Linked DNA regions of Homo sapiens: region 2 is linked to region 1. Evidence: chromatin loops called from intact Hi-C (ENCODE). Cell type or tissue: mesothelial cell of epicardium. All regions are shown on one strand.

The links. Peaks named below come from ENCODE experiments on the same cell type or tissue, not always from the same donor. Only the 100,000 strongest peaks of a DNase experiment are listed, where the experiment ranks them.
Region 2: a loop joins it to region 1, with 9 times the contacts of the local background. A loop is called at or near these places in 1 of 110 quality-filtered maps.

What each region holds. Positions count from the first base shown.
Region 1 is chr10:71,074,970-71,082,969 of GRCh38, reverse strand. No RefSeq gene overlaps it. Among named protein-coding and RNA genes, the nearest start is that of UNC5B, 130 kb to the left of the region's middle. RefSeq lists an enhancer at 4,376-5,326. In mesothelial cell of epicardium, no CTCF peak of the experiment used is centred here; DNase peaks (open chromatin) are centred at 3,049, 5,659, 5,719, 6,379 and 4 weaker places.
Region 2 is chr10:70,972,981-70,980,980 of GRCh38, reverse strand. LOC105378350 (a long non-coding RNA gene) reads right to left here and starts at 2,124. Exons shown (of 3, transcript XR_001747493.2): 1 at 2,031-2,124. RefSeq lists an enhancer at 1-17. In mesothelial cell of epicardium, no CTCF peak of the experiment used is centred here; no DNase peak of the experiment used is centred here.

The sequences.
Region 1 (8,000 bases):
AAAATGTGTCTTAGAGCCAGGCCTCCCCTGAGGCTGCCTTAAGTCAGCCTGCAGTCTACAGGCCTGGGGATAGATAGACGCCCATCCCCTAACCTCTCCCTCCACATACCCCAGTCCCCCTGACAGTAGCACCCAAGAGGCTCAGTCCATTTTGTTGGAGTAAAGACTTCATCCTATTTTTATGGATAGAATCCAAAAGGAAGATAAAAGAAATCCACCATTTATTAACCTCCTACTATGTACTAGGCACCACGGGGAGGTGCTTGCTTCATAACAAGCCTGAGAAAGAAGTATCCTTAATCCCCCATTGACAGCTGAGAAGTTGAGGCCCAGAGAGAGGCATTGATTTATTCCTAGAGGCTGTACAACATTATGGTTAGCAGCATGGGCTTTGGAGCCAGACTGCAGGAGGATCCAATAATGTTTGTGACATTGGGCAAGAGACTCAAGCTCTCTGAGCCTGTTTCCCCAACAGAAAAAAAAAAATAGGGATTATGACCGACAATATGTGGGATGGAACTTTAGGAAGACTGAATGCATGGTAACTATTTATTAGGATGAGTACATCTGGTAGAACGAATGGCAGACTTGAGACCAGGTTTGTGGCACTCCAAAGCTCCAGCTCTTTCCACTCCATTACCTTGCCCATCAAGTTGAGTGACTTACTCAGGCCCACAGCCAAGGAGGGCATCACCAGGGAGCCTAGCCACACTCTTCCTACTTCTCTTCCCTTGGGGTCATCACCCAAGCAGCTCCTTTACTTGGCCACTTGCCAGTTGCATTTGGTGGGGAGCAGATTGATAGGATCTCAGCTTGTTCCTCGAAAAGTCCCACAGAACCCAGTGAGATCTGGGGTCTGCAGAACACAGTGAGTCTCAAGCATTCCACCATCAAACAATTTGAGACACCCTGGGTCTGTCACAGCTGCACTGGTTTCTCCCCTGCAGACCTTCTCAGAGCCTTCACTACACCATGAGGCATCTTGTGGCTCCCTGAGAAGGTGCTACGGTCTGAATATGTGTGTCCTTTCAAAATTCATAGTTGAAAATTAATACCAAATTCAATATTGTATTAAGAGGTGGGACCTTTGGGAGGTGATTGGGGCATGAGGGCTCTAACAACATGAATGGAATTAATGCCCTTCGAAAAGAGGCTTGGGAGATCCTGCATGTCCCTCTGCCATGTAGGGGTGCAGCAACCAGGTGCCGTCCATGAAGAATGGGCCCTCACCAAACACCAAAGCTGCTGGCGCCTTGATCTCAGACTTTACAGCCCTTAGAACCATGCGCAATAAATGTATGCTGTTTATAAATTACCCAGTCTAAGGTATTTTTGTTATAGTAGCCCAAACAGACTAAGGCAGAAAGTCTGTGGTTTGAAGTGTTTCCTAACTTACTGACCAGAGGCGTTTTTGGTGGGAGAGACCCTTGTTAACGTGAAGAGGCTTGGGAAACTAGTCTGGTGGATGGGGCTGTTTCTTGGTCATCACGATGCAATCTCTGCTTTCTGTATCACTCGGTTGTGACCTTGTAAAGCCCACTTGACCCCTCATGACTCGTAGGGCGTCCCCTGGGTGTATTTGGGTCAGTTAGAGCAGCAGGATGGAGGATGTCAAACAGAAAAGAGAGGGTCAGAGCCATGTGGCTGATGGAAGATCAAGTGTCCTGGGAAGAGCTGAGCACAGACCACTGTTTGCCCTTGGCAGGCACCGTCCCCTCTCTGGGCCTCAGTTTCCCTATCTGTTATTAATAGGTCTTCAAGACCCCTGATCTTGAAGGGTCCTTTGGTTCAGGCTTTGTGCACTTAGGGCGTCTGCAGGGCTGGAGTCCTGGCTTCTCTTGAACTCTCTGCCTCAGTGCCTCCAGCCCCAACCACTGCCTCCTGCACCCCAGGGAGAATGATGAAGCAGCCAACAGACCAACCCAGGCTTAATGTAGCTGGAGCAAATTAATAATTGATGCACGAAGAGACAAAATCTGTCTCAGAGGGATGTGAGGGAGGGGAGCCCAGGAGGAGGGGGCCAGCCACATGCAGGAGGACTGTGCTGTTCAGGCCAGGCTGGGAACAGGGTGGGCCCTTGTGGCCACATGACATGGCTCAGGCACCTGGAGGGGTGGCTTCCCTGGAGACCTTTGTCAGGCTCTGCCCAGAAAGACCTGAGGATGTGGCCCTGGGAACAGAGCGCTACCTTGGCTGTCAGTGAGCAGAGGGTATTAGGGAGTTCTGACAAAGAGGATGTTGAGGGTTGTTTTTATTTTGAGACCACAGGGCCTAGGGTGGGTGGAGCCTGGCCACACCCAGTGGATTCTTGAGGTTGGACAATCCCGGCTTTATGTTACTAGAACATGTGATGATGGAAAGCAGATGGGCTGAGGGGACCCTTCGGGGAGGCCAGCCTGGGCTGGTCAAGATGTCCTGTGATGGCTGCTTATCCCCCTGCCATGCAGTGAGTCCTGGACCCTGATGTGGGGAGCCTGGAGGCCTGGGCTAGCCTATGACCTTGCAGGGTGTGACAGGTCAGTCTCTTCGTCTCTCTGGGTCTCTGCCACATATGAGGGATGGGCAGGTGACTGCGAGGCTCTTCATGCTTGCTCAGAGACCAGCCCTGAGCCTGAGGGCTGGTCTGGCACAGCCACCATCCCAGGGACAAAGGTGGGGAGTGGGAGAGGACAGCAGAGCCTGAGCCTCCCAGAGGATCCCAGCCCAGCCAACACTCAGCTGACTGGTCCTTTGGGGCCTCCAGAGTTGGCAAACCCTCACGTGCTCAACCCCTTACTCTCAGGATTCCAGGAGCGAAGGGGGTTGTCAGGACACATCAGCTGCCAGCCCCAAGACTGTCACTGTCAGACACATCAGCACAACTCAAAGAGGCCTTTGCATTCACGCGCTGTGCTGTCTGTGTTCTTGGGAAGCTGTGTGGCCCACCCGGGGCAGCATGCGGAGCCTCTCCTCTGACGGACCTGCCCTCCCAGGGCCTTGCTGCCCCTCTGTGGGGGGCAGCCGTGACGGTTGGTCCTCCCTGCTGTCCTCCTGGGAAGGCCGCAGTGATATTCAGATCTCTCCAGCTGCTTGGGCAGGACTCTGCCAGGCTGAGGGGAGAGGGAGGCCAATGGCCAACAGCAGTGTTTCTCTGGCCAGCCCCAGAGAGGATGGGGCCAAGGGAGGACCCGCATCACACCCGACACCAGAAGACCTAGATCACCTCATTTAAACCCACTAGCACCCCAAAAGATGCATATGGTCTCTCTCATCTCATGTCAGGCAATGGAGGCTTAAAGAAGTCACCTGTCCCAAAGTGACCACATCTTCTTGTCTAGAGTCTGCTAACTTCATCCATCCAGTCACCCAAAGCAGAACCCTAGGGTCACGCTTGACTTTCCCACCTGCAGCTAAGTGCAGGGCCAGGATGTGTCCTGTTGGACTCCCTCTGATGCTGGAGCCTGAGTTCTTAACTCCTTGGTGGTGCTGCCCCTTTCACACCCTCACCCAACATTCGCTTGCTAAGGAAGCATTTTGTAATGACTGCTCCACACTTACTCACCTCTGATAGCACATGAGGGTTTGGGGAATTATTAGGAAGTCCCAAGGCCCAGGCATTCAGAGGAAAGGGAACAGCAAATGCAAAGCCCTGTAGGTGAGAAAGCGTGGCCCACTCAGAGGAAAGAATGGCTGGAGTGTGGAGTCAGGGTCAGGGCGCCATGGGAGGAGGCTGCGCTGCCAAATAGGACATGCCAAGGAGCTTGGACTTCATCCTTGGTCAAGAGTCTATTATCGAAGGGTTTTCAAAAGAAGGTGATGTTTTGGAAAGACCTTCAGCTCTGATGTGTCATACAGAGTGAAAGGGAATGGGAACAGGGGCAAGGCTTAAGTTAGGGGGAGGCCAAGGCATTTATTCAAGTGAAGGTGATGAGGACGCGCGCTAGGGGTGTGGTCACAGAGGTGACAAGATGAGGACGGACATCTAACAGGGGAGACATGCATACTGTGCCGCTGGGCTGGGGAGCAGGTGGGAAAGTCAAGAGTGGTCCTCGGGTTCCGCTTTGGGTGACCAGATGGATGGTGCACGAAGTTAGCAGACTTTGGACAAGGAGAGGATGTGGTCACCTGGGGACAGGTGGGGTTGGAGGTTGCTGAGGGACCTCCAGGTAGAGATGTCTCCTTACCGCCAAATATGTGGGGTCTGAAGGTGAAGAGATTTGAGGCCATCCGCATGGCAGGTGGTGAGGTCAAGAGTAGAAGAGCTTGCCAAGGAAGAAGGCAGGAGATAGAGTGAGGAGAGGAGAAAGGCCGGCCTGGCCTTCTGAGGGAAATGCAGCAGATGAGGTGAGCAGAAAGAGGGAATCTGAGAAGCCTCGGCCACTCAAGGTCAACAAACCCTGGGGAACCCCCAGCCAGGACCCAGGAGGTGACCGAAGCCTTCTTCCTTATACAGGTTGGCTCCCGGGATGGTGCTAAGTAGCTGCCAGTTCATGTGTCTTTGCCTCCCCTAATAGTGTGGAAGCTCAGGTCCCTCTGACTCAATGCCATCTTGTGAAGGTTGCAGGGGGTCCCATCTGTCCTCTCACTGGCCTGTGAGAAGGCAGCGTGGGACTGAGGCCCAGGGCAGCCATGGATTCCCAGGCCCACATTGTGGCTGGGAGCAAAGCCCTCTGGCTCCCCTGACTTTTCAGGGCTAGAGCCCTGCAGGGAAGTGTACTCTACACCCCTAGACCCACTGTTCAAAAGCACTGCCTCCCCTTTAAGGGCCCTGGCCTTGCAGGGGTGTCCACCTGAGCACAAACTTCCAGAGGTGTCTTTGAATCCCCGACACTGCAGTCTGTTATCACTGGAGGGTGGTGGATTTTGGAGAGGGTACAGCACACACCACGGTGCCAGGCCTAGGGTGCAGAAGCTGTGGGGAAAGGGGTGGGCACACCCCAGCCCTCTGTACACTCCAGGGAAGAGCCAGCTGGGAAGGGTAACAGTCCCTGTCCCCTCCAGCATATCGCCAACTGGTTACCTCCTGGTCCATCCACTGCAACTCCAGGTGGACCCTGGATCACACACATTCTCCTTCTGTATCTGACCCAGAACAGGCCCCCTGAAACCTATTCATTCATTCACTCATTTAAGAAAAATTATGATGAGGCAGATGTGGCAATGAACTCTGAGGATACCCTGGTGAGTGAAGTTTTGATTTATTTCTGTTGAGCTCAGGTTCTGCAGGAGGAATGCATGGCCTTGTGATGGTTCATAATATGCTTGACCCAATCTGGAGCATCAAGGAGGGCTCTCAGAGGAGGTGACATTAAGACAGAGCCCCGAGGAATGCCCAGGAGTTAATTAGGTGAAGGGACTAGGGGTGAGGAGGGGAGGGGAGTGGGAGAGCGTTGTCCGGGCAGAAGGGACAGCCTGAAAGAAGATGCAGGGCTGAGGGGAGCATGGTGTCCAGCGGGGCTGACATCCGCCTTGAGCCACGTGCTGAGCCGCATGCTGTGATTCTCTTATCATATTCAAGAGCCTGGCCAGTGGCTTCAGCTCAGAGTTGGTTCCTGTAAGCCCAGAGGCTCTAATCCAGAAGTCGTCCTGCTTCCTCCTCCTATGTGTGCACTGCTGTTTTGGGAGCCAGTGGCAGAAGCTGTCCATGCCGGCCCATCGGGTTCCCCTGGGTGTCATGGGCAGGCAGTTCCCAAGCATGCAATTGGCTCCCAGAGTCTCCCTGACTCAGGGCTCTCACTCTGCCAGGGCAAGCCCAGGGCAAGCCAGAAGTGCCAGAAAAGCTGCAGCCCTCACCTATGAGGGTGGAAGTTGGTGGGTTAGCAACACAGCTTCATCGACCTTCCAGAGAGAAAGCTCTGAGGTTGCTTCCACATAGGCTCTCAGAGGGCACTCCCTGGGGGCCCAAGCCAGGACCTGAGCTGTAACCTCCTTACCACACATTTTCATGGCTCTCCCTGCTTCCTGCCTCCCTGCCTGCCTTCTGCCTCTCTCGTAGCACTTCCTGGGGGCATCTCCTAAGCAAATTACTTGCAGTTGAATCTTTGACCCAGAGTCTGCTTTGGGGAGCTCCTGCTATAAGACAAGACACAGTTGCGAGACTGGAACTCTATTCCCATTCAGGGTCCCTGTGACTCCCCTCCTCATCCCAGGCTGCCAAGAGCTCTGTGCCTACTGACTCTGACTCTGTCCCTGGCTCCTCCTCCCTGTGTGCTCCTTGAACTTGCTCAGGGTCAGGCACTTCAGGGGCCCCAGGAAACAACAGCAAGAACATGGCACCTGGGGGATTGGAGAAGCTCCTTGTTGGCTGAGGTCTGCAGCGCCTCAGCTAGTTTGAGCTGGGCGGCGTGGAATCGTCAGGCTGATTGCAGAGCTCTGTGTGTAGCTGGAGGAGGAGTAGCAATTAGCTGCTGCAGTGACAGCTGAGACAGGGCTGCTAAATGGGCCCATTAGAGGGCATTAGCGAAACTACAGGATGGTGGCTGAGCAGAGACACAACGCTCTTGCTGGCTGGGACTGGGGCTGGGGCCTGAGGGAGGTTTACCTGAGAATGTCAGGGAGGCTGGGGCCCCCAAGGTGAGCACTACTTTAAAAGGGGAGGGATGCCCCTGTCCTGCAGCCACAGCCCTCCGTCGGGTGCCCATCTGTGGTCACTCAGAGTCCACTTGCAAAGTGGTGCCCGCTCAGCCGGCAGATTATGGCTTTAATGGGGGCCCTGCACGTAGTGTACTTAACACGTTTCTGAGGTCCTGGTCCCAGCCATTAGCTCATTAGCTCCAGCCTTCGAGGCCCATTTTGCAGACGGGGGTGGGGCAGGGACCCATGAAGTGATATGTTAAAGGTCAACTGGTGGGTTGATCTGAACAGAATTCCACAAGTTCCTTATCCAAAACCAAACCTACATGGCCTTGCCCCAGAGATTTAACCCCCTTGAGACTTGAGACTGGATTTTACTTGTCACTGACACCCCAGCGTCCGGTGTCAGGGCTGGCATAGAGCAGGTCTTTTTAAAAAATGGTTATTTAGGAGGAAGATGAAGACCCAGCAGCTACTGCAGCCCCCAGCCCAGGCTCCCCTATGCCTCAGCCATGTGGGGCCACCGTCACAGAGGCCGGCAGACATGGGCTGGGCTCCTGGATGCGTCACTCCACTGTGTGGTCTCAGCCGAGTTACTGAACCTCCCAGAGCCTCGGTTTCCTCATCTATAGAATGGGGCTAATAATAGGACCAGCTCATGGGGTTGTGTGAGGATTTGATGAGACATTTCATTTTTACCCATCCATGTGGTGGGCTGCATTGGGAGCCCTTGTCTAAACAACAGCAGCTGTGCCTCCTGGAAGGTGACCCAGGACTGGACTTGCTGAGGCAGCAGGAAAGAACAGGACAAAGCCCAGTTGGCAAGTGCAGGCAGGCTCCGTGGCAAGGATTCTGGGCTTCAGTTTCTCTTAAACATGTAGAAGTTGGGGCTTGATAATTTCTAAGGGTGCTTTCAGCTCTAAAAGCCTCTTGGCTCTGTCCAGGGAAGGGTTACTGTGTGTCAAGTATGGGCTGGCACTGCTGAGGATGGGGGCACAGTGGGGACAGCCCAGAGGACCAGGTTTCCTGGAAGAGGGCCAGATCCTGGGCTGATAAATGTCGGCGGCTCTAAAGCCATCCCCTGCTTGACACCGTGTGCCCAGCCCATTCATCACTAAGTAGAGCAGCAGGGGCCTGGGGACGGAGCACTGGCTCAGAGACAGGCCTGCCTTGTCCTTAGCTGCACCCTCTGGGAGGTGGGGAGGGGTGAGGCGGTGCAGTCTTGCTGTATTTGGGCTGTGACTGCAGCAAGAGCATCTCTGCTACTGGGCAGCTCAGAGAGAACCCCGGCCCCAGCTCTGCCACCTCCCACAACTCCAGGGGGAGCCACGCCTGCTATGAATACAGAGCGAACCTGCCAGCCCCTTACTAATCGCCCCTTGTTTGCTTTCTGGGGCTTGATATCCTCTGTACCCATTATTGAATTCTGGCTGCATCTGGAGAAACAG
Region 2 (8,000 bases), 100 kb after region 1:
GCACACACAATCCTTGAACATCATTTGTGCAACATTTGGTATCTTTCAACACCATTCCAATGGAGGCCTCATCCCCATTTCACAGATGAGGGAAAGTGAGGTCTGGAGCTCCAAGGTCACCCCGTTAATAAAGAGCACAGCCCAGACTCAGAATCAGGCCTTCAGACATTAAATTCCCATGCTTTCTGCTGAGCCATACTGAAAGAGGAATTAATGAGGCTGATGTCTTTAATATCATAACAATATCATAAATAACTTCAGGGGCCCTGGGCTTTGCTTTTTAATAATTGTTTTAGCAAAGTCAGAGGCATATAGAACATGCTGTTTTGCAGCCTGCTTTTTTTTTCTTCCTTAACAACATCTTGTGAACATTTCCCCCATGTCGTTAAATATTCTTTTACTGGGCCATCATTTTTAATGGCTGCATGGTATTCCATCACATGGATGCCCCATAATTTATTTAACCAATCTCTGTGTTGGACCTTTAAGCTATTTCCAGTTTTTTGCCCTCATAAACAAGGCTGTGATGAGCATCCTTGTGCATACATCTTTGCACCCATTTCAAATTGCATCCTGAGGGTCAAAAGGATGCATTCTTTTTAAAAATTATGCATTATTTTGATGTCTATTACCACATTTCCTGAGGTTGTTCATTTTCCCTTGTCCTCAAAGTGGTAAAAAAAAAATTTAAATTTTGAAATACTCAAAATGTTAAAAATTGCATCATTGTCCCCAATCAGTCAGGTAATCAGTTGTGTGACTTTGCCAGGTCACCTGGCCTCTCTGATCCTCCGTAAATTCATGTATCAAATGAGGGCCGGGCAAGCGGGTCCCTAAATCTCCTTCTGCTCATAGAGCTCCAGGAGAGCCCCAGACTGCTCAGGTTACAGCACTCAGAGGACAGAGAAAGTGCTGAGGGTTTCCTGCGAGGAAGAGGGGCTTGTACTACCACTGGAAGATACATAAGGATTAGGAATGGGCATAGAGGGAAAAGTGAGTCTGGGTGGAGTCCTCACAACCTCTGCTCTGCCGAGCTTAGAGATGGGCCTCTTGGTTAGCCAGGGCTGCCAGATGTCTGCTCTAGTGTCTTCCTGGTCCCAGTAATTTAGCACAGGGGCAGGAGAAGTGTTAGGGACATTTGTACGTCACACACTGTTGTCTGGAACAACATAAGGACCTCTACTGGCTTCCCTTGCTGCCCTTTAAGGGAGTATAACACCATCATTGGGAGCACATAATTGGCTCCCACGAATAAGGATCCTGTCCCCACATGGGGGGGCAGAACCAGGTATCACCAGGTGTGATTTTCTGGTTCTGATAAGTGGGATTTTGGCCAGGTGATACCACCTCATTATTCCTCAGTTTCCAAGCTGAAGAGCAGAAGCAGTGATACCGACCACATTCATTCATGGACCCACTCATTGGTGGACCAAATGAGTACCTCCTGTGGTAGGGCACTGTGCTAAACACCGGGCACTCCTTCCACCTGCACAGAGACAGTGAGCTGGCATGGAGCTTACCCTCTGAGGGAGGCAGACGTTAAAGAAACCATTACTAAATAGATACATACATGCAAACAGATTTCCACAGGGCTCTGAGGAAGCACGAGAGCTATCGGAATGTGAGAGGGGCAGTGGGAAATAATCTGGCCTGTAGAGAGGGATCGGGAAAAGTGTCCAAGAAAAAAATGACATTTACAATGAGAGATAAAAGATAGAGTGGAGGAATGAAGTGTCGGGAAATGGGAATAGCATGGGAAGTGCACAGTGGCAGGAGGAAGGATGAGGCCATTGGGAGCCTCCAATGGCAGAGTAGCTGGAGCCTGTGCCACTGGGAGGGTGAGCCCCGAGGAATGGAGAGTCTGGCAGGGGCCCCTCCAGGCAAGGCCTCCACCTGAGTCTGGGAAGGTAGTCCTGGAGGGCTGCCAGCAGGGAAGGGTGCCCCAGCCAGTGGTGCTCAGGGTAGGGAAGGGGCAAGAAGAAATAGACGCAGAGGAATGGAAGGCAGGGACTGAACTCTGTGGCACTCACCTGCTGGGGTGGGCAACCAGGGTTGGGTTACCACAGGTGACAAGTGTGGAGGCTTCTCCTTCCTGAAAGCCACAGGAGCTGGGGACCAGGGAGGCTGCGGAGGAGAAGGTCAGCCTTTGATTTTCTCATCATTCAGCTTGTGGCAGGGGCGGGAGATGGTGGCAGTGGTGACATGTTGGCCTGTCATACCACCACCTGTTGCCTAGAGACCTTTCTTGTAGAATAAGACTTCACCCCTGACCTTGGCCAGATAGTGCACATGCAGAAACACACACACACACACTCACACACACAAAGGGCAGCTTTGGGAAAATTGGCACTGGAGGCCAGAGGACTTTCCAGCCAGCCCAAGCAGAAAAAGATAACCTCCACCCCACCTGCCAAGTTCTGACCTGAGGGGGACACTTAGGTGCAGAGCAGGAGCCTGGACAACGTGCCGGACCCCAAGCTGCTACTTCCACCAACGTCCTCAACTCTCACCATGCTGGGATGATTAGGCACCCCAATGTGGCAGGAGGGGAAACTGAGGCTGGGGAGTGCAGCTTACCCATGGTCATGTAGCTAGCAGCTGGAGAAGGTGGCTTCAACTCAAACTTGTCAGCCGCCCCGCCCAGTGCTCCTTAGGTTAAGCCCAGGTGCTGGTGGGATACACAAGAAAAGCTTAGACTCACACAAGAGGGGTGAAAGCAGGCAGCCTGGTCTGGAGCTAAAAATACTGGACTTGGAATTGACAGAGCTGCCCTCCCCTCCCCAGTGATTCACTCGCTGACCTCGGTTAATCAGACACAGCAGCTCTCTGCCTCAGTTTACCCATTTGGATGTCAAATGTCACACTCACAAAGAGGGGTGAGGACCATGGAGAAGTGTGTTTCGGAGGAAAACAAAAGTGTGGTACAAGCCACGAATGGTGTCGTTGGCCTCGTTATTAATGTCATTAACAATAATACCAGTAATAAATCGCCAGGCTGCTGAAAAGTGCGCTAAGTAGAGGGGTGACGACTGATTTCCCTCACACTTGTCTGGCACTCTGGGCTCCTTATGGCTTCCTCCCATCCATCATCCCTGCAGTCATCCTGAGGCCCACCCATCAGGGCGGCCAGGCAGGGACTGCGGGAGGCGAGGTCTCCCGAGATCAGAACAGATGGGGACCTGAGGCCGGGGAGCAGAGGACTCACCAGGGTCCCCCAGCCAGGGGAAGAGGGACTGGGACGTGGGCCCAACCTGCAGATTCTGATGCAGCTCCTCCAGCTCCCCCTCCACCCACCCACCTCCCACTGCACCCCAGAAGAATTGGCACCTTCGGCAAAGCAGTGGAGCGCCTGCAGCGAGGCCTCAGGCCTCAGAGCAGAGCAGCAGGTGAGGAGGCAGGCGAGGCCCTTCACAAAGGCTTCGAGAAGGGGCTTCATCTCTCGGCTCTCTTTTTCCCACCTGCTTCTCCTTCCCCACGTGGAGGAGGCCCTGAGCTTGGTGGGAAGATGTAGAGAAATGACAGCCGGCCTCCCTCATGCATTCCTCAGAGTCTTCTTATGGCTCTGCCTCAATTTCCCCACCTTGGCAATGGGTCCAGGGACCTTGCTACCTAAGGGAAGGAACAACCATCAAAGGAATCCCAGACTGACATTGAATGGGACACTGGAGGGAAGTGAAGGCTGCCCACGGTCCCTCCTGTCTCAGGGAGGCTGCAGTCCTGGGTGGGAGGGGCTTTGTCCGGCTCCTCTGGTAAGTGGCCTCCTGGGGGGCCACTAGGTGCTTCAGGCTCATGTGTCCCCCTGCTCTGGAAAAGGAGGTTTGAACAGAGAAGCTCTCATCCCCACCTAGGACTTCTCCCTCATATGGGCCACCTTCCTCCACTCAGTCTTATTTCCCCCTTCCCTCCCCTCTCTCCCCATTTCTGAGTTTAGACTTTGTGGGTACCCCTCTCTGAATCCAGCACCCCCACATACATACGTAGACACACAAGTTTTTCTCCCACACACTGCCCCTTTTGGAGGCCTTCAGTGGTTTCCCAGGGCCCTAAGGACAAAAGCCTAAACTCCCAGACCTATGTTCAAGACCTCTGTGATCAGTGATCATGCCCCAACCACTAACTGCTGCTGCCCTGCGGAATCCAGCCCTCTAGTCAAGAGGGAACACCTGCTCTTCTCTAAGTACCTGTTTCCCCACCTCCACCCCTTGCCCTGCAGTCCCCTTCCTAGAAGCCCCTCCCTCCACCTCTGTGGACTCAAGTCTTTCCCAAGCCCTTCAAAGGCCACATCCTCCAGGCTCGCTGGTTCTCCACACAGAGAGGCCATCCCTACACCATGAGCCCCCAAGGCTCTGTTCCTCCTCTCTGGTGGCACCTCCATATTCAACCAGAGTTCTGCCGAATGTGTCTGCTACTCCCCCTCCACACACACACACCCCCTAGGCCCTTCAGAGAAGAAATCTTATCCAGCCCAGGGAGTGTCATTCAGCAACTCACATACCAAAGGGATTCGACAACTCTCTGTTGCATCAAAATTGCATTAAACCATCCCAAACCCAGAAATGCCACTCCTGGATATACACCCAACGGAAATGCATGCATATGGTCTTCAACATATATGTACTAGAATGTTCAGAGCAACAGTATGCATAATAGCTAAAAACTGGAAATAAGTCCTGTCAATAGACATGAGAGTGAATAAATTGTGGAATACTATGCAGCAGTGAAAATGAGCTGCTGCTGCCCACATCACACATGAGTCGCACAGACAGTGTTGAAGGAAAGAAAGAGACATAGGAGAGAACATACCACAGTTTATGATCCCAATTATAGAGAGTTCTAAATCAGACTAAACTAACGTAAGGTGATAGAAGTCAGAATAGTGGCTTATTTTATGGGGAGGGAAACATCAGGGATATGCAGGCGGGAAACCTGGGGTGCTGGAAATCTGCAATTTCTTCAGTAGGGTGGTCGTTTTAAAACACAGGATTGAGTGCCCCTGCATGATATCACACAAATCACCTGACCTCTGAAGTTTTCATTTTTCCCAATGTAAAAGGGCCAGAATGCCCACACCCAACTTCTTCCAGCTATCCGAAGACTATGTGAGAATGCACTTGAGGGCCGGGAAGATAGAGTGTCCCAAAGCCTGAAAAGTTTGCGGGAAAACCGCCACCTTTCTCCATAGCTGCAATGGCTCCCAACATACAAACCAGTTTACCTTGACATTGTTCGGGGTAGGCAGCTAGTGCAGCTTTGTCTGGCCTCACATGGGCAGATATTTGCCTGGAAAATGACCTAGTGGCCTGGGGTACTAGGTACAGCTGCTCCTGCTCTCTGACTTCAGTGGTATACTGAAAATTGTTTAACGACTGGCATGGTGGTGGGGGTGGGGAGTGAAAATGCCCTGGTTTGTAGTGTTTGCCAGTTCCCATGGTGTAAATATTCTCACTGTGGATAATTTCAAGCTACTAAAGTGATGTTCCTGAGCATGTTGTGGGGAAGAGATGTGCATAACTGGACCTTGTGAACCGGTGTAAGGCAGCTCCAATATACCACTGGGTTAATCCTCCTAAAGCACAGCTTCCTGGGTCCAGTGTTGGAGGCAGGAGCCAGGGGTCTGAGGATGTGAGCCATGCAGAAGGCTTGGTCTATGAGAGGGTCCTCCTTGGCATTCCCCTTTCAGAAAGGCCACTTCTTTCTGCCAAATCGTATTCCAATCTGGGTCCAGCCTTCTTCCCTCTTACTGCAGCCTCACTCCAATCCCTCTCCAACCCCCGTAAGTAATCTCTCACCAAAGTCCTTTGGCTCCTCTGAAGCTCTCACATCCCTCCTCTCCTCATCCGCCTTCACAGTCCCAGTCCCTCCCACGCCATCTTCCATCTGACCTGCCCATGCAGCCTCTGCTCTGCCCCCGTCTCCTGCTCCCCAGCAGCCTCTCTTTTACAGTAAAGTCATAGTGATCTTTATAAAACAGACTTCATTGTAGCATGCCCTCCCTTGAAAACACCTCGTGGCTTCCCACTGTCTACGCAAGGGCCAAAAGCTTGTCAGCCTGGCATTTTTGATGGTCCTAGCTCAGGCATTCCCTACCCCTGGAGTGTCCACACACTCTTCTACAACCCTGTGTAAACAGTCCCTGTATTAAAGGACTCCTCAAAGCCTGTCTGTTTTCTGCTGGGATCCTGACAGACGTGAAGAGGAAGACCTATTTACCCACCGGATCTATCCCACATGGAACAGGCTGCTTCAAGAGGAGTGAGCTCCCTGTTTCTAGAGCTGATCAAGCAGAGGCTTGTCTGACATGTTGTTGGAGAGATTTCAGCATTAATTGGGGCCTCAGTTAGAAGACCTTTATGGTCCCCAGCCACCTGAGAGCCCCTGCTCTTGTGCCTGCCTCACCAAAAAGCATCTGGCCCCAGTGCCTCTGCGGCTGTGCTTTGATGACTCATCACAGTCAGCAGTCATCACCCTGGGCCAGGTCCTGTCACAGCCTCTTACCATCAGCTTCGGGCTTACACCCCAGGCACCGAGAAACACAGGGTAGAAGGGATTCTTCCCTTCCCCACTTTGCCTCCTCCTTTACTTCCAATCCAGCAGCAGATAAGGTGGTAGAGGGGATACTGGGGGAGAGAAAAAGTGGAGAGGAGAACAGCCCCCAAGTAAGGACAGGAGACCCAGGATGGAGAATGTTATTTTAAAGATGGGGAAACTGAGTCCCAGAGTGACAGCACATGCCCCACAATTCTACAGGAACATTGGTGCTGCCCTTTCCTGGCGCCAGCCAAAGACCCCATCCTCTCCCCGCTGCTTCGCTGGTGTCATTGTGGCACTGTGTTTGGGGGATAATAATACGTCACTCCCGCTTATGCATCAGAGGTGAAAGTAAACACAAGGAATCTAAACTGTAGTTTCTCCCCCTACCCTTTCTCCCCAAGTGACGAGGCTTTTGAGCAATGGAGAGAGGCAGTCCCCCAGTCCTGAAACACAGGTTTGAGCTCAGCCCCGCCATTCCAGCTGTGTGCTCCTGAGAAAGTCACTCAAATTCTGCCCCCTGAGCTTTCTCAGCTGTAAGAAGATGCTTACAATGTCGAAGATGATATATTTGAATATATTTGAACGCACCTTGCACAGTGCGTGGCTCTTGGTAGATGCTCACCCATGGCTATTTCCTTTCATGTTAATCAACTTTATTGAAGTATAATCTACATCTAAGCAAGGGCATCCATTTTAAGTGGGCAGCTCATGAGTCTAACAAAGGTCAAAATCACAGCCAAGAGGTAAAATGTTTCCCTCAGCCCCCAAATTTCCTCCTGCCTTTTTGAAATCCTCCTGACTTTGGACACAGGTGACCACTGATCTGCTTTAGATTTATTGTTGCCTATTCTAGAATTTCATATAAATGGAATCTAACATGTGTACCTTTTGGGGTTTGGCTTCTTTCAGTCAGCATAATGATTTTTTAGATTTATCTGTGTTGTCATATATATATCAATCCACTCCTTTTCATTGCTGAGTAGTATTCCATTATATGAATATATAGAATGAACCTTACCCATTTTATTATTTCTAGTTTCAGTGACTAGAAATAAAGCTGATGTAAAAATTCATATGCAGGTCTTTTCATGAACATGTTTTCATTTTTCTTGGATAAATATTTAGGAGTAGGATTGTTGGATCATATGACAAGTTATTTAACATTATTTTAAAAAGCTGTATCTGCTTTCTAAAGTATTTGTACTATTTTGCATCCCTACTAGCAATATGAGAATTCCAGTTACTCTGCATCCTCTCCAGCTTTTGTTGTTTTAAAATTAGCTGTTTTAATAAGTGTGTAGTGGGATTTCACTGCAGTTTAATTTTTCATTTCCCTGGTAACGAATGATGTTAAACATCTTTTACTTATGTATTTGCCATCTGTGTCCCTTCTTTAGTGAACGTCCAAATATTTTGCCGATTTTAAAAACCGTTGTTTTTTTTCTAATTATTGAGTTGTGAAGTTTCTT